3 separate regions of the Homo sapiens genome follow, and all the other regions are linked to region 2. Evidence: chromatin loops called from intact Hi-C (ENCODE). Cell type or tissue: IMR-90. All regions are shown on one strand.

Region 1 (8,000 bases), 86 kb after region 2:
CTTCTATGTTTTCTTCTAAGAGTTTCGTAGTTTTAGATCTCACATTTCAATCTTGGATTGTTTTTGTGTTAATTTTTGCATATAGTGTGAGGAAGGGTTTGTAGGGGAGCCAGAGATCTTCTCCAACCCCTTTTGGTTCTTAGCAGTTCTTCAGCTGGGTCTAGAAACAAAATTGACACCAGGCAGATTAACAAGAGAAAAGTATACAAATTTTTATTAGTTTTACGTGTACACGGGTATCTTCACAAGAGAGTGAAGTCTGAAGAAGTGGCCAAAGCAAGCTGATTTTATACTTTTTAGACAAAGAATGATAAATTTGAGAAGAAATGACAGTACAAATATAATTTAGCTCGAGACAGTAAATTTTCCTGGGGAGTCACTAGGAGATATATGGGGTGGGGGCATAATACTAGCAGAAGATAAGGGTTACTTCAGTAAATATGTTTATTCAGGCACATTGCAGGTCCAGTTCCAAGTCTGTGATGGAAGGGCTACTTTCTTACCCTGATAAGGTGAAGGTACCCTTCCCAGAGGAAATGGCTTACTGCATGGAGGAAGAGACAGTCTAGCTAGCCCTTTCTGAAACTGCAATTTCTCCAATGTTTTCAACTTGAAATAATCAATACACCTATCTAGGATATTTTGAGATGACATGTTCTTCACTCCTTCAGGTTCTAACTTCATTCTTTTTATATAGATATTCAGTTGTCCCACTACCTTTTGTTAAAAAGATGATTTTTCCCCATTGAATTGTGTCAACATCCTTGTCAAAATCAACTGACCATTAAGTGTAACAATTTATTTCTGGAACAATAATTCAATTCCATTGATCTATATATCTCTCCTGGTTTTTTTGTTGTTCTTTTTTCTTTTCTCTTTTTTCTTTTTTTTTGAGACAGAGTCTCACTCTGTCACCCAGGCTGGAGTGCAGTGGCGGGATCTCAGCTCACTGCAACCTCCGCTTCCCGGGTTCAAGCAATTCTCCTCTCTCAGCCTCCTGAGTAGCTGGAACTACAGGCACCCACCACTACACCTAGCTAATTTTTGTATCTTTAGTAGAGGCAGGGTTTCACCATGTTGGCCAGGCTGGTATTGAACTCCTGACCTCAAATGATTCAATGATCCACCCACCTCTGCCTCCCAAAGTGCTGGGATTACAGGCGTGAGCCACCGTGCCCAACCAATGTTATCTCTTGTATGCTAGAACCACACTGAATTGATTACTCTACCTGTGTAGTAACTTTTGAAATTGAGAAATGTGAGTTCAATTTTGCTCTTCTTTTTCAAGAATGCTTTGGCTATTCTGGGTGCTTTGCATTTCCATGTAAATTTGTCAATTTCTGCAAACAGGCAAGTGGGATTTTGATAGGGATTGCATTGAATCTGTTGATCCATTTGGGAGAGTATTGCCATCTTGTCCATATTAAACCTTCCAATCCATAAACACACGATGTCTTTCCATTTATTTAAGTCTTCCCTGGGCTCTTGCAGAGCCTTATCATTTGCATCCTTCTAGATTTCTAGAAATATGTGGAAGCTTTGCAAAGCCCCCTATGAATATTTCATTCCCAAGCTTTTCCTTTTAAGTGTTTTTTGGTCCACTTCTTGTTTGTCTCAACTGTTATGGCTGCTTCAAGCAGTTGTAATGTTAAACAATTGCTATTGATTGCTTTTGACAAATGGCCCTCGGGAAAAGGCTGTTCTGAGTCAGGTCAAATAAAGACAAGGCTTTAGAACAGAATTTTCCAGGGAACTGCCAGATTTGTCAAAAAATGACAGCTCTCTGAGAAGAATGTTTTTGGGAGTTCCCAGCCCATTTTGCCCCCTCCAGTGGCTGCTAGGCTGCTGGTTTTCACCATGACTGGGGGTCTGTTTGTTCTCCAGCCTCTGCTGAGCTAAGGAGGAATAGGAATAGGACAAATTAAAATTCCACAAAGTTCACTGTGCTTACTGAGATCACCTTTTTTGTTGTTGTTGTTGTTGTAAATAAATACTTCTCTTTGGTTGATTTCCAGAGTTCTAAAAAAGTTGTATTTGACTATTTTTGGCAGTGTTCCCACTACTTTTATGGAGGAGTTGTATTCAGAGGTCTTTATGGTTTCCATTATCACCTGTTACCCTTTCCATCCACCTCTGTCTTACATTCATTTTTGAGCAAGTCACTTTGTTTCTCTGAGCATCTGTTTCTTTTTGTTTTTTTCTTTTTTTTTTTTTTTTTTTTTTTTTTGAGATGGAGTCCCACTCTGTCACCCAGGCTGCAGTACAGTGGTGCGATCTCGGCTTACTACAACTTCGGCCTCATTGGTTCAAGTGATTCTCCTGCCTCAGCCTCATGAGTAGTTGGGACTACAGGCGCACACCACCATGCCCAGCTAATTTTTGCATTTTTACTAGACACGGAGTTTTGCCATGTTGGCCAGGCTGGTCTTGAACTCCTGACCTCAAGCAATCCACCTGCCTCAGCCCACCCCAAGTGCTGGGATTATAGGCATGAGCCACTGCGCCTGGCCCTGTTTCTTTATTAGGAAAAAAACAGAGATAATCATTCCTCAGAGAATTGTAAAGATCAAATTACACACACACACACACACACACACACACACACACACACACTTCCACTGAAGAAACTACAAAAAAAAATACAAATAGGATTGCAACTGCTGTGCCCACTATTAGAAAGGCTGTAAGTCCCTCTGCATTCTATCTGATGGGAATCCAGTTATGTGAATCCATCTCATTGTTTTTGGATATACAAGCAGTTTATCACTTTAGATAGTATTGATTACTGAAAATCCTCTTACCCTAGAGTCCAAACTGTAGAAAACTGGGAAAGCCCCTTTGTCTCCCTTTGCTGTAGAATGAAGGATAAATCAAGAATTTGAGGCAAAGAGCAGGTAAGTGATTTGTTTAAGGCTATGCAGCTGATAATTTACAGACTCAGTATTGATTCCCCAGCCAGACTGACTTGCTATTTCAGTTATGTCATTTTGTCTCGCAAAAGACCAGAGAGTGGGAATAACAGAGTGCTTTTGGTACAACTTGTTCTTCGTCATTTGTATTATTTTTAGAGACAGTGTGGAAAGATGGGTAATCTGACCCAAAGCCATAAGATACAAATAATATTTTGTTTAGAATTGAAGCGTTATTAGTCTCAGCTTAGTGAAAATAAGCCAGGAACTTACTTATCTTTAAGAAAAAATCCTATTAGTTTATTGTAGATTTCAGACAAGATTGAAGCACCCTTACAAAGCGGATTAGGAAATGTTCCCAGAAATCTATACTACTAAGCTGTTTCCAAGATCAAATTACTTGCTTCCTTTCAATGTATTATTGTTTATTTTATTTCTCAGTTTGCCAAGTATGTCTTAGAGTAAGTTTTTCAGGGATACTACAAAGTTGTAGATTTTCTGGGCCCTTACATAGTTGGAATGTGTTTCTGTTGCCTTCATGCCTGAACCAAGTAGACTCAGCTGGGCATAGACATTTGGGTTACAAACATTTCCCCATTTAAGACACAGACATAGTTCCGTTTGTTAACATAGAGTTGCAACATTTTACAGGTTCCAGAGAAAGGATCTGTATAGATTACAAAAGGACCTCAGGCTGCAGTTTAGGTGTTTTAGATGCTTCTGAGGGCATCCACTAGTGTCTTTTAAAAACCTACTGACTAGTGACTCTGCACTGGAGGGTATGGAAAGAAAGCTGGAAAAAGGATCAGTTTCTATGGCAACTGGATAAAGCCTCTTGAATAAATTGCCCTCCTTTTATTGCAAGTTCAGGTTCAAAGGTCCCCAAAGTACAAAGATCTGAGGTCTAGACTCCTGCCAACAGTGGAAAGGCATGCAGGCTGGGGCCCAGTCAGACTCAGAGGAACATGACAGCCCGAAGTTTATTAACCCTTGCAGTGGACATTCCAAGGCCAATAAATGCCAGAATACTTTAATAAGTCACATCTATTTCTATGACATAATGAGTGCATATTTCTCAGTAGACTGTACTGCAACAATAATAATAGCTAGTGTAAGATAGTAACTGTGATATCATTCCTGTTTTATAGATGAAGGAACAAAGACAAAGAAAGGACAGATCATTTGCCCAGGGTTACACTCTTAGCAAGTGGCGGAGCCTACAATAAAACTGATTGAAGCTGAAATCAAATAATTTGCTTCTCCCCCCACATTATACTGACATGACAACGTGGTACAGCTTCGTCAATGTAAATTTCTTTAAAGTTTTGCTATTGTATTCCCTGTGAAAAAGAGAGTTTGCTGATTCTGACCATAAAGAACATTGTAGAAAATGTTTAGTGGGCACATTCATGAATACACACGTTGATTATTTGGCTTGAGGTAATTGGACAACCCTCTTACCTGGGTTCAACTGCTTTTGCACCTGCTGTTACATCACTTTTTTCTTTCATGACTACTTCACTTATTTGTAAACACAGTTCTTAACATTATATGTACTGTAAGAGAGTTTAGATGAGATAATCACTCAAGTTCCTTCCAACTCTAAAATTCTGTGATTCTGTGTGATTAGTTGTTAAAGAAAGGTGTTATGCCTATTAAAATCATCAAAATAAGCTGAAGTGATAAAAATATATTGCATGTCATGAGAGGAAACAGCTGTACTCATATATTATGTAATTCATTTGTTAAATTTTTTCTTGAGAGCAGTTTGAGTATGTGTATGTGTGTTTGTGTGTGTGTACATGCGTAGCTATAAAAATCTGGCATTTCTGGCAGGGCGCGGTGGCTCACGCCTGTAATCCCAGGACTTTGGGAGGCCGAGGTGGGTGGATCACAAGGTCAGGAGATGAAGACCATCCTGGCTAACACGGTGAAACCCCGTCTTTACTAAAAATACAAAAAAAAAAAATTAGCCGGGTGTGGTGGCGGGCACATGTAGTCCCAGCTACTGGGGAGGCTGAGGCAGGAGAATGACGTGAACCTGGGAGGTGGAGCTTGCAGTCAGCCGAGATCATGCCACTGCACTCCAGCCTTGGCGAAAGAGCGAGACTCCGTCTCTTAAAAAAAAAAAAAAAAAAAAAAATCTGGCATTTCTATTTTTAGGGGCTTATGTCAGTTAGAAACGCTTTTGACCACAAATAACAGAAAACCTGACTTACACTGGCTCAGACATAGAGAGGTTTCTAATTCTGGCCTACCAAGAGGTCAGAGGCCGGCAGTTGCCGAGGTGGGCACAGCAGAACAACTCAGCTCAGGATGGACTTCTAGGATTCTCTTGACCTTTCTAGTTTGGTAACAAGAAGGCCTACCGTAGCAGCTATATTAGGCCATTCTTGCACTGCTTTAAAGAAATACCTGAGACTGGTTAATGTAGAAAGAAAAGACGTTTAATTGGCTCATGGTTCTGCAGGCTGTACAGAAAACATAACGCCAGCAACTGCTTCTGCAGAGGCCTCAGGAAGCTTCCAATCATGGCAGAAGGCAAAGGAGGAGCAGATGTCTAACACGGTGGGAGCAGGAGCAAGAGAGATAACCAGCGAGGTGTCACATGTTTAAACAGCCAGATCTTACGAGAAGTCACTCACTATCTCGAGGACAGCACCAAGGGAATGGTCCTAAGACATTCATGAGAAATCCACCCCCATGATCCAATCACCTCCCACTAGGCCCCACCTACTACATTGGGGATTATATTTCAACATGAGATTTGGGTGGAGCCAATATCCAAACTATATTAGCAGCTATAGAAACTTGTCACCCAGATCTGTTGCTGTGGGGAGCAGAAATGACCTGAGTTCCAGCTGTTGTGATCCACCACGGCCTTCACTCAGGGTTGCTTACAGCCAGTGACTGAACACAGTGGGGGTTACAGTAGAATTCTGTTCTTGCAGGATGCTCTCAGGACATTAGTGGGGCCATTGGCAACATTGAATAAGGTCTTTATATTAAGATATAGTAGTGAATCAATGTTAATTTCTTGATTTTGATAATTAAATTGTGGTTATGTAAGAGAATGTCCTTGTGTTTAGGAAATACGCATAGGAATGTTTAGGGGTTAATAAAGTTACTCTTCTATATAAGATTCTAAGAGTCATATGCTTTTACTTTTCTCGTACAGGTCTTTAAACAGTCTGGCTAAAGACTGTTATGAGTCTAATACCATGTTTTCCCCAAAGTTAACTATTAGGTTGGTGCAAAAGTAATTGCAGTTTTTGCCATTAAAAATAATTAAAAGCAATGGCAAAAACCACAATTACTTTTGCACCAACCTAATAATTGTCCCAGTACCACACACTGAAAAACATCTATCCTTTTCACCTGAAACTAACATGGCTGTACTGAAATAAAATCAAGTCTGTATACGTTTGGGTTTATTTCTGAGTTCCCATTGATTGGTTTGTCCATACCTTTGTCAATACCACTCTGTCCTAATTACTATACGTTTACGATAATTTTTGATACTTTGCAGGTCAAGTCCTATCTTTTTTTCTTCAACATTGTATTTCTCTTTAATAAAGGCTACAAAACATTTTAGATAAAACTTGTCAGGCTCCTGGAAAAAAATTGGAATTTTATTGTAACTGCATGAAATTTATTTATCAATTTGAGATTTTGACATTTTTATGATATTGAATCTTCCAAAAAAGAAATGTTTACAGGTAATGTGATACTATAGATAACTTACTCTCAAATGGTTTAGAACAAAGTATATAGGGAAGTACTAGTGAGACCCCATCTCTACAAAAAATTTTAAAAAGATAAAAAAAGAAATTAGCTGGTTGTGTTGGCATGTGCCCATAGTCACACTTACTTGGGAGGCTGAGGTGGGATGATTGCTTGAGCCTGGAATGTTGAGGCTGCTGTGAGCTGTAACCACACCACTGCACTCCAGCCCAGTGACAGAGCGAGACACTGGCTCAAGAAACAAACAAACAAAGTATATAGGGAGAGGGAGAATGGTAAGGTAAACACGGGAGCTGTTAACATTTGGAGAATTTGGTATACAGAAATTCTCTTTTGTAAATTTTCTATAAATTTGGAATTATTTCAAAATAAATGAAGCATATATTTTAAAAAATACTCTGAGACTCAAACGAGGCCTCAGAATGGCTACAAATTTGTCAGGTTCTATGGCATAATAAAGAGGAAAAATGGTATGTTGTTACTAGCTTACTATATTTTGTATTTTATTTTCTTACCACTTAGAACTTTTCATGCTAAGTTGTCTAATGTCAGCAAGAGCTTGCTGCTCTTCAATGTAAATCTAGAAATAGTAGCAGCTTTTATTTACTTATTTTTATTTATTATTTTTTGAGATGGAGTGTCACTCTGTTGCCCAGGCTGGAGTGCAGTGGCATCATCTCAGGTCACTGCAACCTCTGCCTCTGGGGCCCAAGTGATTCTCCTGCTTCAGCCTCCCGAGTAGCTGGGACTATGGGTGTGGCCACCACGTCCAGCTAATTTTTGTATTTTTTTTAGTAGAGACAGGGCTTTCCATGTTGGCCAGGCTGGTCTTAAACACCTGGCCTCAAATGATCTGGCTGCCTCGGCCTCTCAAACTGCTGAGATTACAGGTGTGAGCCACCATGCCCAGTGAGTAGCAGCTTTTTAATGTCCTATTTTTATAAGGGAAAACCAGCAGGAAGCAGAATTTGGTGGTTCAAGTGTAACTCTGCTGGGGCTGGGGGTTCCTGCACTCACCTGCCACACACTTTTCCCTCTGCTTAGCCTCTGACCCTCTGTGTCTGATCTCTAGGCTCTGAGTACCCAACCTTAGTTTTCGTCCATTGGTCACTTTGCTCTAGTGCTTTGTGTTAGAGCCTTGAAGCTACTCTACATTAAACTTTGGTTAAGGTTTTCTCTGCCCACAGTATCTCATTTCCTTAAATTATATCCCTTGCCTGACCCTGAACCTTAGAACCAACCACTCTCCCCTGTCCCTTGACTCAGCCAGCTACAAGCCATACTTCCCTCTTCTCCCTCAACTGGTCAGAGAGAAAACAAAACCCATTTATTCATCCCATTGACAAA
Region 2 (8,000 bases):
ACTGAGAAACTTTTGAGGCTGGGAAAAGGGGGTTTGTGCTGATAGTAATGATGTCAGGACAATAGGAAAAACAAGGACTTATGGCCACCCCAGCTATTATTGCCAGTAAACTCTGCTTTAGACATATTAAGCAATCAAGAAGTGGTCGTACTATCACGCTTCTGTCACTAGACTATGAATGTCTCAAGGTAAGAGTGCTTTTTTGTCTATTAGCTTCTGTCACATGGTCTGGTATATTCAATAAATTTTGAGTTGGAGATGAGGGTAAAGACTAGGAAATGAATAATTTTTATTGCCATACTAAGGTAATGAAGAGTCAAGGAGGTCTTTAAGCAAAGAAAATTTGCATTTTAGAAAACAGCTATAGTGAATATTTGGCATTGTTAGTAATTTAGGGTCTATTCCCTTTTTAATTGAACCCCAATTTATTTGGAGAGCTTTTCCAATGAATGTTTCAACTTGGTAAAAAGTAAATGCCTCTTAAAAAAGAGGTTCTGGGCCAGGCGTACTGGTTCATGCCTTGTAATCCCAGCACTTTGGGAGGCCAAGGCGGGCAGATCACCTGAGGTCAAGAGTTCGAGACCAGCCTGGCCAACATGGCGAAACCCCACCTCTACTAAAAATACAAAAATTAGTGGGATGTGCTGGTGCATGCCTGTAATCCCAACTACTCGGGAGGCTGAGGCAGGAGAATAGCTTGAACTCACAAGGTGGAGGTTGCAGTGAGCCGAGATCGCACCAGTACACTTCAGCCTGGCTGACACAGCCAGACTCCATCTCAAAACAAAACCAAAAAAAGAGGTTCCTCGCTGGCTGTGGTAGCATGGTGTAGTCCCAGCTACTCAAGAGGCTGAGGCAGGAAGATCACTTAAAGCCAGGAGTTTAAGGCTGTAGTGCGTTATGATTGAGCCTGTGAACAGCCACCGTACTCCAACCTGGGCAACATAGCAAGATCTCACGTCCAAAAAAATTAATTTAATTTATTTTCAATAAGAGGCTCCTGAAGAGACGTTCCATCACACCCTTCCTTTCATCACCACAGTACATACATTCTTAAGAAAGTATGTGATCTAAGCTTGGCCAATTAGATGCTGTTACATTTGAATTTTGAATCAAGAGACACAAAGACAATACAAATTGTTACAGTTTATGCAGGCCATAAATTATTTTTTACTTTTTGGCAAATTGTTACAGTTTATGGGGTCTACAATTTATTTTTTTATTTTCTGGCTTAAGTTATCTAGGATTTGTTTCTGTGGTTTACAGTCAAAGAACCCAAAGACCAGATCACTCTTGACTACCATAAAAATGATTAATTATAAAGGGATACAAGAAAAACAGGAGGCTGGGCACAGTGTCTCATGGCTGTAATCCCAGCACTTTGGGAGGCCAAGGTGGGTGGATCACTTGAGGTCAGAAGTTCGAGACCAGCCTGGCCAACATGGTGAAACCCCATCTCTACTAAAAATACAAAAGTTAGCCGGGCGTGATGGTGGGCGCCTGTAATCCCAGCTACTTGGGAGGCTGAAGCTTGAGAATCACTTGAACCGGGGAGGCAGAGGTTACAGTGAGCCGAGATCGCACCGCTGCACTCCAGCCTGGGCAATAGAGCAAGACTGAGTCACAGAACAACAACAACAACAACAAACAAAAGCACACACACAAAACAGGTGATAAGTTAGCTATTGCCACTTTAATTTTGGATGGTTTAACTGACTGTCCTGAACTGACTGATCCTGAACTCCTTCTGCAACACAATATGTAAAAATGTTCATTAAAACATTGTAAAATGCATCTACATTTGAGAGGAAAAAGTAAAACTCTCTATTCACAGATAACACAAATATACAGAAAATCCTAAGGAATCCACTAAAAAATCATTAGAAGTAATAAATGAACTCAGCAAGTTTACAAGATACAGGATCCACTGAGATTCTGATAAACATGGAAGGCAAAAACATTGAAACCGTCATTTATAAACTCACATAGGCTCCAGTGATTATCTCTTCTTTTCTTTGTTAAAAAAATGCATTTAAAAATCATTCTAGAAAATTGTTAGGCAATGTTAAATTTACCAATAACTCTGACTCTTCTTTGCCCCTACCACTTTTTATTATCTTTGAAAATCAAGACAATATTTGCCCTTCTTCAATCTTTTATCATTTCTTATTTTTCTCTGGCTTCTGGAAAGTGAGTAATTACCTTTACGATCACTTATGAAATCTCTTGCATGGATAATTCATTTAGGCCTAGAAACTCATTTAAAGCAATCGATTGCTTGCTTACCATGCTGGATTTTAGTAGCCTTTAAATCATGTTTATTCTACCTTTTTTCATTAAAACATTAGTCTCTTTGGGAGAGGAGACAAATAAATTAAAACTTGAGTTTTACCTTTTCTTTGTCATCTGATAGCATTATGTCATCAGCACGAAGCAGTAGCTTCCATCCTTTCTTGTTCACCCTCTTGTGGCAAGTATTACTTGAAAAACAAAAAAATAAATTTAAAAAAAGTCTTTGTATTCTTTTTAAAGGCAAAAATTATCTAAGCCTGCAGGGACATTTCCATTCTTATAGGCTATGGTACTCTTTAAAGCACGCTGTTTAAAAAATCTGATTGCAATAAGTATGTCCTGTGAAGTGACATGCTCCTTAGAGTAAGATGACTTGGCTTGCTGGCCACTCTGTTTGGCAGCCAGCCCTGGAGCTGGGTCAGTTTCCCCTGGCTCTGGCATCACTCCTTCTCAGATAATTCCTTTCTCCCTGTGGCCAGTCATTGTGGTGACAGTTATTATTCTTTTTCATGAGCCTAGAAAATTTATGTGGTGGATGTCCCTCTGAATACTAGATACTGCCACTGAATTAGAAGAGAATCATATGCACTTGTATATTCTGACAGCCATGTCACTTACACCTTCTCACCTTTTGTCTCGTCCTATTTGCTATCTACCATTCTACCACTGTCCATTTCTACCAGCTGAATAACTCTCTGATGCAGGGGTTACTCTGCACCCTCATCTCCCTTACTGTAGACTTGTTCCTTTTGAATGAGATAAAATTTCCTTGACTTATAATATTTCAGTCATAATTTCCTTGCTACCTCATGTACCGATACCTATTGGATTATGTTCATTTTGTTAATTTTCCCAAGTTCAATTTGCTTTACCACTAATTCTCTCTTTCCAGGCTGAGATTTCAAAAGTCATCAGCATTATATTTCACCTTACTTCTGTCTGTTTTATTGAGTCCCATCTGAATCAGCAGAAGTGGCTGTAGGTTGGCTGGTATCATGAATTTTGGCAGATTATGCTTCATGAGTCATCATTCCACACTTTAGGAAGATAACGAACTAGCCGTTGCAAGACTGCCTTCCTACTCATCAGCAGAGAAAACATGGACTTGGAAGCCAGGACACTTGCGTTCGTGTTCCTACACTGTCAAACATCATGAGCTATGCAAAATTTTTAAGTTGATGTATTTGGATATAGGCGAAGCTGCTGTAATGGGAATATCCCAAGAGTCATTGGTTAAAGAAAAATAGATGGTTTTTTGTTTGTTTGTTTTTGAGACAGTCTTGCTCTGTCACCCAGGCTGGAGTGCAGTGGTGCGATCTCAGCTCATTGTAAACTCCACCTCCTGGGTTCAAGTGATTCTCCTGCCCCGGTCTCCCAAATAGCTGGGACTACAGGTGCAAGCCACCATGCACGGCTAATTTTTGTGTATTTCTAGTAGAGATGAGATTTCACCATGTTGGCCAGACTGGTCTCAAACTCCTGACCTCAGGTGATCTACCTGCCTCGGCCTCCCAAAATGCTGGGATTACAGATGTGGGCCACCGCACCCAGCCTAGATGTTTATTTCCGATTGTTACCTTATCTACTCTGATCAAAACAGTCTCACCAGCACCATATCCACATTCTAGCCCATGGAAAGGGTAAAGAAAAGAAAGTGGAAGATATTAGTTTCCATTTAAGGAAGTGACATGGAAATAATATAAGTCACCTGTGTTCACATTCCACTGGCAAAAATTCAGTCACAGGAATGTACTTAGCTGCAGAGGAGGCTAGGATATGCCCTCCAAAAACTCAGGGGGGATGTCCTACTTGTAAAAGGAAGAAATGAAAAATGGACACTGAGAGGAAATCAGCAGTCTCAGAGGTAATATACTTACACAGTTTTTTAAAAAACATAAAATGATGCAGAATGAAGTTTCCACTCTATTCACCATCTATCCAGTCCTCATGCCTCCCAACAAGAGGTAAATACTTTATTATTGTGTCATGTATCTTTCCAGAGTTTTTCTAAGCAATTTGCAACAGATATAAATATGTATCCTTATTTCCTACCTTACCCCATATTGTACATGAAAGAAAAAATATACTATGTATAACATTCTGTATCTTTTTTTCACTTAATATATTTTGCAGTTCCTTTTATATAGATACATAGTTACCTTCTTCATTCATTTATACAGCTGCCTACTGTTTCTAAGGCTATATCACTGATAAAGTCTCATGGATACACTCAAGGTTTTTTCAGTCTTTTATCATGATAAACCATGCCGCAATAATAACCTTGTACTAGTCATTTTTAACATGTGAAAGTATATCTGCAAGATACATTTCCAGAAATGGGATTAGCCAATCATATGATATTAAGCCAACCTTTTGATCTCTTTGAGCTGCATTTGTTAACTAATAAATTAAGCTCATATTTACCTCATAGGATCATTATTATAATGAAATAACCATATAAACAATTATTGTACAACAATATCAAAAACAAAATAGAGATAAGTTTATCAAAATATGTGTAAGATCTGTACTCTAAAAACCTATAAAACTGTGTTGAGAGAAATTAAAGGAAGCCTAAAGTAATGGAGAAATATACCATGATCATGGATTGAAAGACTCAATATTGTTAATATGTAATTCTCCCTAAATTGATCTACAGATTCAATATAATCCCAATTGAAATCCAAGCAAGCTTTTTTTAAAAATAGAAATTAACAATCTGATTGTAAAATGTATGTGAAAACACAAAAGACCTATGCTAGCTAGCCAAAACAATTTTGAAAAAGAACAAAGTTGGATAACTTACACTGTGCAATTTCAATACTTAACTAAAAAGCTACAATAATCAAGACATGGAATCGGCCAACATACAATCATATAGTCCAGTGGGAGAGCATATGGAAAGTCTACATATAGACACATATGGTCAATTGATTGTTGGCACAAGTGCCAAGATAATTCTATGGGAAAGGACAATCTTTTCAACTAATCATACTGGGACTATTGGATATCCATATAGAAGAAAAGAACCTCAAACCTTATTTCACCTATACACAAGATTGAATCCAATGGATCATAAACCTAAGTGTAAACAGTAAAGCTTTGTTTAGAAGAAAACAAAGAAAAACTCTTCATGACTGTGGGTTAGGCAACAGTTTTGTAGAGGAGACACAGAAAGCACTAACCAACTGGATATTATCAAACTTCAAATTTTTGCTCCTCAAAATACACCACTAAGAAACTAAAAAGGTAAGCCACAGACTGGGGAAAAATACCTACACTATTTGCAAAAAATAATAATGACAAAATATGTGAACATACACATAATAAAAGAAGATACATGTTTGGCCAAATGCATGTGAAATGGTGGTCAACATCATTAGTCATCAGAGAAATGCAAATTAAAGTACAATTGTATGCCTCCTAGTAGAATGGTGAAAATTAGAAAGACTGATGATTCCAGTTGTTCGGGAAGATGTGGAGTACTGGAACTCTGATGCCTTGTTGCTGTCTTTGTTTAGTGTTGGTATAACAGAATACCTGAGGCTGGATATTTTACTTTAAAAAAGAGGTTTATTGGGCTTATGATTGTGGTGACTAGAAGAGTCAAGATTGGGCAGCTGCATCTGATGAAGGCCTCATGTTGCTTCAACTCATGACAGAAAGCAGAAAGAGAGAGTGTGTGTAAAGATCACATTGTGAGAGAGGATGCAAGAGAGAGAAGCCAAGGAAGCCAAACTCATTTTTAACAACTTGCTATCATGGGAACTAATTCATTCTCTCAGAGCAAGAACTACTCACCTCTGTAGGAGGGCATTCATCTATTCTTGAGGGATCCATCTCCCTCACCCAAACACCTTCCACTAGCCTACCTCCCAACACCACCACACTGGGGATAAAATTTCAATATGCATTCCAGTAGGGACAGACCACATCCAAACCATTGCAGTTGGTGAAAATGCAAAATGTACAAGCACTTTGGAAAACAGATTGGCAGTTTCTTATGTAGTTAAACATATATTTACCATATGACTCTACATTTACACTAAAAAATAGTTACACGACAGAAATAATGAGTCCACAAAAAAGCATTCATAGCAGCTTTATGCATAGCAGCCAAAAAATGAAACAGCCCAAGAGTTCAACAACAGGTTAACTGACAAACAAATTGTGGTACCTATATTTACATAATAGAACCCTGCTTTGGTATAAAATAAACCATGGATACATGCAAAATGTAGATAAATCTCAAATACATTATTCTGAGTGAAAGACGTCAGACCCCAAAATTACAAATGGTATGATTCAACATATATGAAATTCTAAAAACACAAAACTGTAGTTACAGAAAGCAAAACAATGGTGGCTTGGGGTATCAGATGAGGAGGATGGACTTGAAAAGAGCACAGGATGGACTTTTGGAGTGATAAAAATCTGTATCATGGTTATAGTGATGATTAGATGAGTGAATGAATTTGTCAAAATTCATTTGTCTGTACACTTAAAATGGGTATGGTTGTATACAGGTTAAACATCAATAAAAAAATCTTAAATTGCTGTACTAATATTGTTTTTGTGATATCAAAACCTGTAAGAGTGGACCTCTTTCTCTACAAGTTATCACATGCCATCAAACTTTTGCTTAGATTTGTTGAATGCTTTTCTGTCTCAGGCACCATGCAAAGTATTTTGTATGCATCTCTCATTTAATCATCACAGCAATCCTCTGGCATTTCTCCATTTCTTGATGAGGATACTAAAGCACAGAGACAATAAGAATATTATCCACTTTGGGAGGTCAAGGCAGGAGGATGGCTTGAGGCCAGGTGTTTGAGACCAGCCTGGGCAACATAGCAAGGACCCATCTCTACAAAAAACAAAACAAAACAAAATCATCCACGTTATCCAATGTCTAATTACACTGTGAAATTAATAAGTGGTAGAGCTAGGATTCAAGCCCAAGTTTGTTACCCTACACCACCCACATCTCTCAACAAGCTATGTTGCCTCCTCAGCACTCATATCTTTCTTAATATAGCTCTTGGAGTTTCACTCACAAAGGCTAAGAGAATCACCTCCATTGTGAAAACACTACAAATCATAAGGTCTAGCATTTGAAGGAGAATCATTAGTTGTGAAGAGACAGCCAACCAAGGAGACCCAACTTGGTTCTTTTTTTCTTTTTTTTTCTTTTTTTTTTTTGTGAGACGGAGTCTCACTCTGTTGCCCACTCAGCTCACTGCCAGCTCCACCTCCCGGGTTCATGCCATTCTCGTGCCTCAGCCTCCCGAGTAGCTGAGACTATAGGCGCCTGCCACCACGCCCGGCTAATTTTTTGTATTTTTAGTAGAGACAGGGTTTCACTGTGTTAGCCAGGATGGTCTCAATCTCCTGACCTCATGATCCGCCCGCCTCGGCCTCCCAAAGTGCTGAGTTTACAGGTGTGAGCCACTGCGCCCGGCCCCAACTTGGTTCTTACTGAATATATGTTTAGCACAATCTAGTACATAGGAGGCACTATTATTGTTGTTATTATATTATTTTACATACCCCTTGGGATTCTCTTCTGTCTGCTGCCACTACTATATTGGCACTCAGGATCTGCTGATCCCCTTTAATACCCTGGCCCCAGTCCACACAAAGACTCTTCCTTGTTTTCCCCTTAGCAAAACTGAAATTGCTGGAACTTAAAAAAGCTTAATGCTAGT
Region 3 (8,000 bases), 59 kb after region 2:
CCTGTTCCTTTGTATTATGCCTGAAATGGGGCCTGTGAAGGAGGCGGCAGGAGAGGGGAAGAAGTGCTGCCTTGGGTTCTTGTGTACACAGAAGACAGTGGCGTGGGAGGACATGAGCAGGCATATCCAGGAAATGAACAGAGGGCTCGATCCTGAACCTGCTCTCTCAGGTGTCACACCCTCTCCCACTGGAAGCAGGTGAGCAGCTCCCAAGTTCCCTTGGAGATAGAGGCCACATGACCTCAACCTGGCCAATCAGCAGAGCCCATTCTCTTCAGCCATAGTGATTGGCTGAGGTCTGGGCACGTAACCAGTCGGGTGCCAAAGGTCAGACCTCCGGGTTGGAACCCTGGGGGAACAGAAGCTCTATTTCTGTTAGGTTGCTAGAATGGTTGGTGCCATCTTGTCACCTTGAAGGGAAAGCCCACCCAAGAATGACACCAACACAGAGGGAAGTAAACATAGCCAAGAGGTCAGCAGAGGTGGTTCCTGGTGCCATTATCCAGCACCCAGCTACAGACCAGGTGAAGTTGGCCGGGCACATAGTCACAGGCACTGGAGTGATCCATAGGTCACACACGAAAGTGTGCAGAGCAACTCCAGCTGTGCTCTTTCGTTTTCACAGTTAGCAACGTTTTTATAGGTAGCATTCTTGGTTAGCATTCCTAGTTAGGATTTGTAGCTAGAAGGTTACCATGTGGCAGGGCCTTACGACCATCTCTGCTGATGAGGAGACCCTTACTGATCATTATAGGCTCCTCGAGATCATCAGCCAGGACAGCTTCACCAGGGTGAATGAAGTTCACCAAGTACCTTCTCACTGGGCAGCAGTGAGACTCTAGACTCCCTCTAGAGTCTATTCCATGGGGTCACCCCAAGGTCATCAAACTCTTTCAACACCACAGACACTTTGTTCTTAGCCATGGAGTACGGCCAGCAGAGCAGAGCTGGTCGACTACATCCTAGAGTTGGGCTACATGAAGGCGGAAGAGGCCTGAAGCAAATTCCAGCAGATAGTATCAGCCCTCTAGTACCACCAACAGAAGGGGGATATCCATAGGGACCTGAAGCCCAAGAATTTCCTTGTGGTCCATCACAACATAAAAATAACAGACTTTGGATTTGATACCAGGTTCACTGTAGGCCAGAAGCTGGGCACCTTCGGTGGGAGTCCCTCTTATGCGGTCCTGAACTCTTCCATGGCCAAACATATGATGGGCCCCAGTGGACATGTGGAGCTGGAAAGTCATTCTTTACACCACAGTAACCAGGTCCTGCCATTTATTGGGCAGATTTTGTGGCGCTGAGGAAGCTGATACTGTGTGAACAATTGTACAAGATCCCACTCTTTGCTTTTCATTTCCAGAGAGCTTCATAAACCTATTTCTGACTGCAGGGAGAGGCCTATACTAGTCCACGTCATGGAACACCTATGGATCAACACTGGTCAGGAGGAGACACGAAGGCCATACCGGGAGCTGCTCTCTGATTACCAGGACTCCTGAAACACAGAGCTCATGGTGTCCGTGGGATATGAGGCAGACCACATCCAGTCCTTGTTAGAACAAAAATTTGATGATACCATGGCCTGGTACTGAATCCTGGGCTACAGGAAACCTGATGCAGGGCTCCATCATCACAGCAAAGTCTTTGCCTTCAGTGGATCCCACCCAACAGCTACTAGCCTTCCCCATCACCTGAAAGAAACTCTTATGCTTTAACATACAAAACTTGTTAAAAACATTGGGAAAAGGTGCACAGTTCGTATGTTCTTCATTTGTTCACTCTTAAGGGTACAAAGTGTCTTGTCATTCGTGCTGGTCTAAATATTGTGGGTTGACACAAAATTTGAGGTATAGTAAGGCCAACAGGTCAGGAAACAAGTATTGTACAACTGAAAAGATAATTTGTTGCCCACAGTTCCCCAGAGGACAGGCACACAACATGCAGGACCACACAGAGAAGCACCGGTGGGGGTCAGTAGGCAGAGGGAGTGGGAGAGCTGTGGGCAAGAACCTTTGTTGTGCTTCCTTCTCGGTTTTGCCCAGGAACAGCTCCTTGGCGACAGCTTGGATGGGTGGACTGGTGTACAGCAGGTGCCAGCACATGGTGAAGGCCACTGGAGACTGGCAGGAATGCACCTCACTTGGGGTAGGCTGCAAGAGCCCAGTGCTGCTCATGCTGCCCTGGTTGCTGTGGCCACTACTGCCATTCCCTGCTCAGCACATCAGCATCTGGTCTGTGCAGCCTGATGATGCCCTCTCTTTTCTAGTTTTAAGACTTGTGCGTTTTGTAAAGGCCTTACTGTATGTAAATTAGTTCTCAATTTAAAAAGAAAATACCAAGACAAGTAAGGAGAAATATTTTTCAAATGCCTATTGGGGCCAAAGCCAGGACTGTTTTGAAAGTGTCTAGTTCTTCCAAGTACTCTCTTTTCTTTCTTTCCTTCCTTTTTTCCTTTCCTTGTTTCCTCTTCTTTTACAACAGTGAACACTCCCAAATCTAGCACCTACTAACAGCTATTTCTGTACCATCACTTTTTCGAAAACTATAATTATTAATCTTACAGGATTTGAAGGTTTTTTTCTATTTATGTCCCAAAATACAATTAGCTTCTAGTGAATTCTTATCTTTGATGTCAGCTAGGGAAACACTTCAGAGACATAAATATTGTGAGCCAAGTGACATGCCACCATCCCACAGTGGGTCTCACTGCCTAAGAGAATGGGCCAGTCATGGTAGGGGTAAGACAAGGATTTCAATCTATGATCCTGCTAATGGGCCAGAAATAGTCCAATTTTCTTAGTTATTTGAGGACTGAGAACTTCTCAAGACTTAGTGAATCGCATAAGGGTGTTCAGATCAGAGTACAGTATTCAGAGTTTCTGATTAAAACTGACTTTTAAAAGTGAGCAAAATGAGTATTCTGCGCTGACAGCTTTGCCTGCACTAATGGTCCAGGGAGAGTCACATGGATTTTTCTTCCTGGAAAGGGCCACAGGAATAGCCATGCCTTTACAGTGTTTGCATGTTGTTGAGTGGATGTTCTTAGTTTTCCACCTGGTTTGACCCTAATAGGTTATATGGCAAATATAAAACCTCTGTGAACCTTGATTTTTCTGGGGAAAGGAGAGAGGAGGAAAGAAAAAAACATACCAATAGTATCAAATCAGCCTCAGATCTTCAGGACAGACAGCGCTAAAATACACAATATTACTAATGAGTAGCTGCAAATGGGGGGTGGGGGAGAACAGAAGGCTGATTTTGCTTTATCTGTAAGCCATATATTCTCACAATAATGACTTTAACTCTGGACTCCTAGGGGGCATGTTAACTAAGTAATGTTTCATAGAAATATGTAATTAACCTACCTGTGGAGCCTCTTTCCGTGCATTCTGGAAAGATCACAAAATATTGCCCTGGATTTATTGGGCAAGATTCCTGATACCTGTCATAAATTCTTGGGAAAGCTGAGTCCTAGAACTACTTTTCAAATTTTAGGTTTACACATTTCTTTCAGGAGCAGTGTATCTAATATGGATGATCTTACACAAGCATTTTCTCTTCTGATCTTTGTTCTTATTAGCTAATTGTAAAATTCAATCAGGAACTGACAAAGGGGTTGAAACTCAAGTTTACTTGCTACTTGTTAGAATCTTTGAATTATTTGAGGTTTTAATCATCAGTGTTGTATTAGTCCGTTCTCACACTGCTATAAAGAACTACTTGAGACTGGGTAATTTATGAATAAAAGAGATTTAACTGATTCACAGTTCTGCAGGCTGTATAGGAAGCATGGCTGGGAGGCCTCAGGAAACTTAAAATCATTGTGGAAGGCGAAGGGGAAGCAAGCACGTCTTAACCATGGCAGAGCAGGAGAGAGGGAGAGAGAGGAAATGCCACACACTTTTAAACCATCAGATCTGGTGAGAACTCGCTATCATGAAAACAGCAACCGGAAAATCCACCCTCATGATTCATTCACCTCCCATCAAGCCCCGTCCTCTGACACATGGCGATTACAATTCGAGATGAAATTTGTGTGGGGACACAGAGCCAAACCATATCAAGTGTGATTGATATTTTATATCACTCCATTCTACCCACCCATGCGCCCCTGCCTCCAAACACACACATATACTGTAGCACAGATAATAAAGAATTGAATTGTAGCTATATTCTTATACCATAAGATGTGTTTATTTAAGATGTCTCTCAGATTTTTAGTAAAGGAAAGCATCTGCATGTGGCCGCTAACTCTGAGACCACTAAAATTCCTAATCCTGTGAACAGCCTGTGATTCTTTGAGAAGGGAAAAGGATTAATCCCCTGGACATGGGGCAAAGACAAAAACATCTGCATGCAGAAGTTGTATTAGGTGTCGCCTGACCATAACCTTATATCCTTGTATGTGTCACACCTTCTTGTGGTCTCTTGGATCTAGGTGTTTTCCTGCTAAAAGCTTCCTCAAGGCCACCTGGAGAAGCAGAATGGCAGAGCAGGTGGAGTAGTATCACCTGGTGATCTCAGCATTCTGGACACAGGCAGGGCTCTTCAGGCTGCCCTCATTAATGTTTTCCCTGTTATTGTCGTACATTTCTGACTCAAATTCAGTTTTGGAGGCTTTTGTGAGGTACTTCCTCAGGTTCAAAACTCCTTATGTCTTTATTCACTTGAATTGAGTAAAAGATAATCCTTATTCCTTATAAATTGAAAGCCACAGCATTTAGATACTGGCTTATGATGGAAGTTATGGACTGTTGGTGTTCCTAAAAGGAAATAGAAAGTTAATATGGGGAGAAGTAAATAAGTATTTTGTGTTGTGAGAAGATACCACATAAATACTGCCATTATCTGGTAGGTTTAGGAAATGGATTATTTTGATGACAAATTATTCGAGTTGAAAGGAATTTCTCACATATGTTTTACATGATGAACAGTTGTAAGAAAATTTAAAAACTACAATGAAATATATTCAGCACTAAACACAATTTATGTGTCTCAAAAAACAATGAAAGATTCTTAAGTGCTTTGTGCTTATTGCATTTTAGATGCACAAAAGTCAGTTGATAAAGGTTGTGTTTTTATAAATTTTACATCTATTTTTGCATCTTGAAGAATTTTATATTTATACAAATAATACATGTTCATTGCAAAGAAAAATCAGTTACACAGATAAAGAAAAAGAAGAAAAAATCTGTCACTAATTTCGCTACCTTGAGCGATCACTGATATTTTATTGTATATATACACTTTCAAAACTTATAACAAAACCAAAACCATATTGTACATAATTGCCAATCTATTTTATTGTTTGATATGTCACTATTTTTTTCCTTTTGAACTGGAATTCTATACCGAGTTGCGGATAAAGTTTAGGTCTTTAGATGACTAAAAGTGGAGCAGCTGAGAAATTATTTGTAGACCACGCTTTTGCTTCAATGCCATTTCCCTTCTCTGCAGTCTATGGGCAAGGTCCTAAATGAGTTAAGTTTTAAATTATTTTAAAAATTATTATTAGCATTCATTTGACTTGAAGCCATAAATTTTCTTTTGTTTTTAACCAGTTTCTTTGCCCAGTGTTCTGGGTGCATGACTTTTCAGGCAGGTGGCTCCTCCTCCAGGAAACTGGTTCCCTGTTCCCACCCATAGCAGGAAGACAAGAGGGAACTCGCAGCTGTGACCAACCATCTCTCACCTGTAGCTTTTCTGTTTGTTTATGGGGCAAAGGAGACACTGAGACAGGTGTGGGCCAGTTATGATTTAGGAATGTTTACTATGCTTGATTGCACCATAAAAGGGGCTAGATCTACCAGTACTTTTACTCTTCTTAATGCTAAGGAGAGACTATATTAGAACTACTTTATTTAACATAAGGCTAGGGAAGGAAACATAGAAATCTAAAATATACATTTTTTTCCTGGTCATACAGATCTTTTAGTTAAAGTATTGTCTGAAGATGAAGATTGGTGCTAGTTTTACTTTTCAATAATTTTTTTTTTAGCAATTCAAACATATTCTCAGAAGATATAACCTAACGAGCAATAGATTTTAACCATTTCCAATCCCATATATTCCCTTTTAACTTTTGATTGCATAAGTCTAATCAGCATGCATATTTTATTTTAGCTTCTATTTTATTTAACAGCATATCCCATATATTAAAATAATTTTCCTTTTTTACATTTTTTATAGCCAGAAGGTCTACCATGATTAATATATTGTAGTTTGTTTAGCTATTTCTTTAATCTTTGACGTTGAGTCATTTCTCACTATTACAAATACTGTAGTACTGATATATCTTTTTTTCTCAAATTACAATAGCAGCAAGAAGATATAGATATCTTGTAAAAATAATTACGAGGTTCTTTTATTTCTTGGCTATTTTCCCAGCTGCAGTTTTATAGCTTTTGTTACATTTACCAACTTGTACTTCAGAAAATTGAATCATGTTAAAGTGCCACCAGCAGGCATGTCTCCTGAAAGCCATACTAAGAGTGGGTTTTATGTTATTTGCTCATTTTAATGGGTATGCAGAGCAGCTTTTACATTGAGTTGCATATCTATTTGTTGCTAGTGAAACTGTCTTGTTACATTTTTTTAAAGTCCTTACTGCCACACACCATAAAAGTAATATTGTAATTGCTAGTTATTTATTGCCATGTAACAAATTACCTCAAAGCTTAGCAGTTTAATAAAAAAGTGAAACAGGGCTGGGCACAGTGGCTCACGCCTGTAATCCCAGCGTTTTGGGAGGCCAAGGCGGGCGGATCATGAGGTCAGGAGTTCGAGACCAGCCTGGCCAACATTGTGAAACCCCGTCTCTACTAAAAATACAAAAATTAGCTGGGTGTGGTGGCACCCGCCTGTAATCCCAGCTACCCAGGAGGCTGAGGCAGGAGAATTGCTTGAATCAGGGAGGTGGAGGTTGCAGTGAGCTGAGATTGCACCACTGCACTCCAGCCTGGGGGACAGAATGAGACTCCATCTCAGGGAAAAAAAAAAGTTAAACACTTATCATCTCATAGTTTCTGTAAGTCAGAAACAGCTCAGCTGAGCAGTTTTGGCTCAGGGACTCTCATGAGGTTGTAGTCAAGACGTCAGTCATGGCTGTAGTCATCTGAAGGCTTGCCTGGGTCTGAAGGGTGGTTCTCGGATGGCTCACCCACATGGCTCTTGGTAGAGGCCTCAGTCCCCATCTAGAGGGCTGACTGAATGTCCTCACAATTTAGTGTCTTGGCAGCTGGCTTCCCTCAGAAATAATCCAAGCAAAAGAGCAAGGAAGAAGCCATGGCATCTTCTATAATATAGTCATGGAAGTCACACGCAATCACTTCTGTGACTCATTAATCCAACCCACACTCAAGTGGAAGAGAAGAAGCTCCAGCTCTTGAAAGGAGTATCAAAGACTTGTGAACACATTGCAAAACCATCTGATGTACTAATTCATATAAACAACAGTGGAAAAATCAGCTTCTCTTGACCTTTGTTTCTGGTCTGGCTGATGTTTTGTTACTAACTAATGAAGTGTGGGAGCACTTGTAGAAGAGCCACTTTCCTGACAGTCTCATTTGGGTTTGTCTTCTTGGTCTATCATTAATGATGTATGGAGTCATATTATTAAAAAGAAAGGAACATATGATAAATTGTTTGGCATATCCCTTCAAGTAATCCTTTGTCTGCCTGAAAAGAAGATTTCCTTTCATTTGGCAGAGTGAAAAACAAGACGACGGGTTGTGATTGGATACTTGGAGGTAGGTGACTAAGGGAGTAGGATACAGGCAGCATGGGCAAAGTAGGAGTTCAGGAAGAAAAGGAGATCAGGAATAGAATGGAGGTGCCAAGGATAAAACTTCAGAAATACTGGTACAGAAACCAGGTAGAATGGTAGAATCTTTGGGAGTAAAATGTCAAGGGCATAGCAATAAATCCACTTTAATCACTCAGACTTATCCAAAAGCACATCTCCAATGATGCTTTCTTAATGGACTCCTATATAT

What was found. A loop is a pair of places that touch in the nucleus more often than their neighbours do. Peaks named below come from ENCODE experiments on the same cell type or tissue, not always from the same donor. Only the 100,000 strongest peaks of a DNase experiment are listed, where the experiment ranks them.
Region 1: it touches region 2 in a loop (2.5-fold over the local background); 3 of 110 quality-filtered maps call a loop at or near these places.
Region 3: it touches region 2 in a loop (2.7-fold over the local background); 12 of 110 quality-filtered maps call a loop at or near these places.

What each region holds. Positions count from the first base shown.
Region 1 is chr4:76,852,208-76,860,207 of GRCh38, reverse strand. No RefSeq gene overlaps it. Among named protein-coding and RNA genes, the nearest start is that of SOWAHB, 42 kb to the left of the region's middle. RefSeq lists a silencer at 5,162-5,211. In IMR-90, no CTCF peak of the experiment used is centred here; a DNase peak (open chromatin) is centred at 3,337.
Region 2 is chr4:76,938,689-76,946,688 of GRCh38, reverse strand. All of the region lies in intron 1 of LOC105377294 (a long non-coding RNA gene), which reads left to right. Among named protein-coding and RNA genes, the nearest start is that of SEPTIN11, 7.1 kb to the left of the region's middle. In IMR-90, no CTCF peak of the experiment used is centred here; a DNase peak (open chromatin) is centred at 3,318.
Region 3 is chr4:76,879,295-76,887,294 of GRCh38, reverse strand. It overlaps the pseudogene LOC100421494 and the pseudogene RPL26P17. Among named protein-coding and RNA genes, the nearest start is that of SOWAHB, 15 kb to the left of the region's middle. In IMR-90, no CTCF peak of the experiment used is centred here; DNase peaks (open chromatin) are centred at 3,944 and 7,344; H3K27ac peaks cover 409 bases.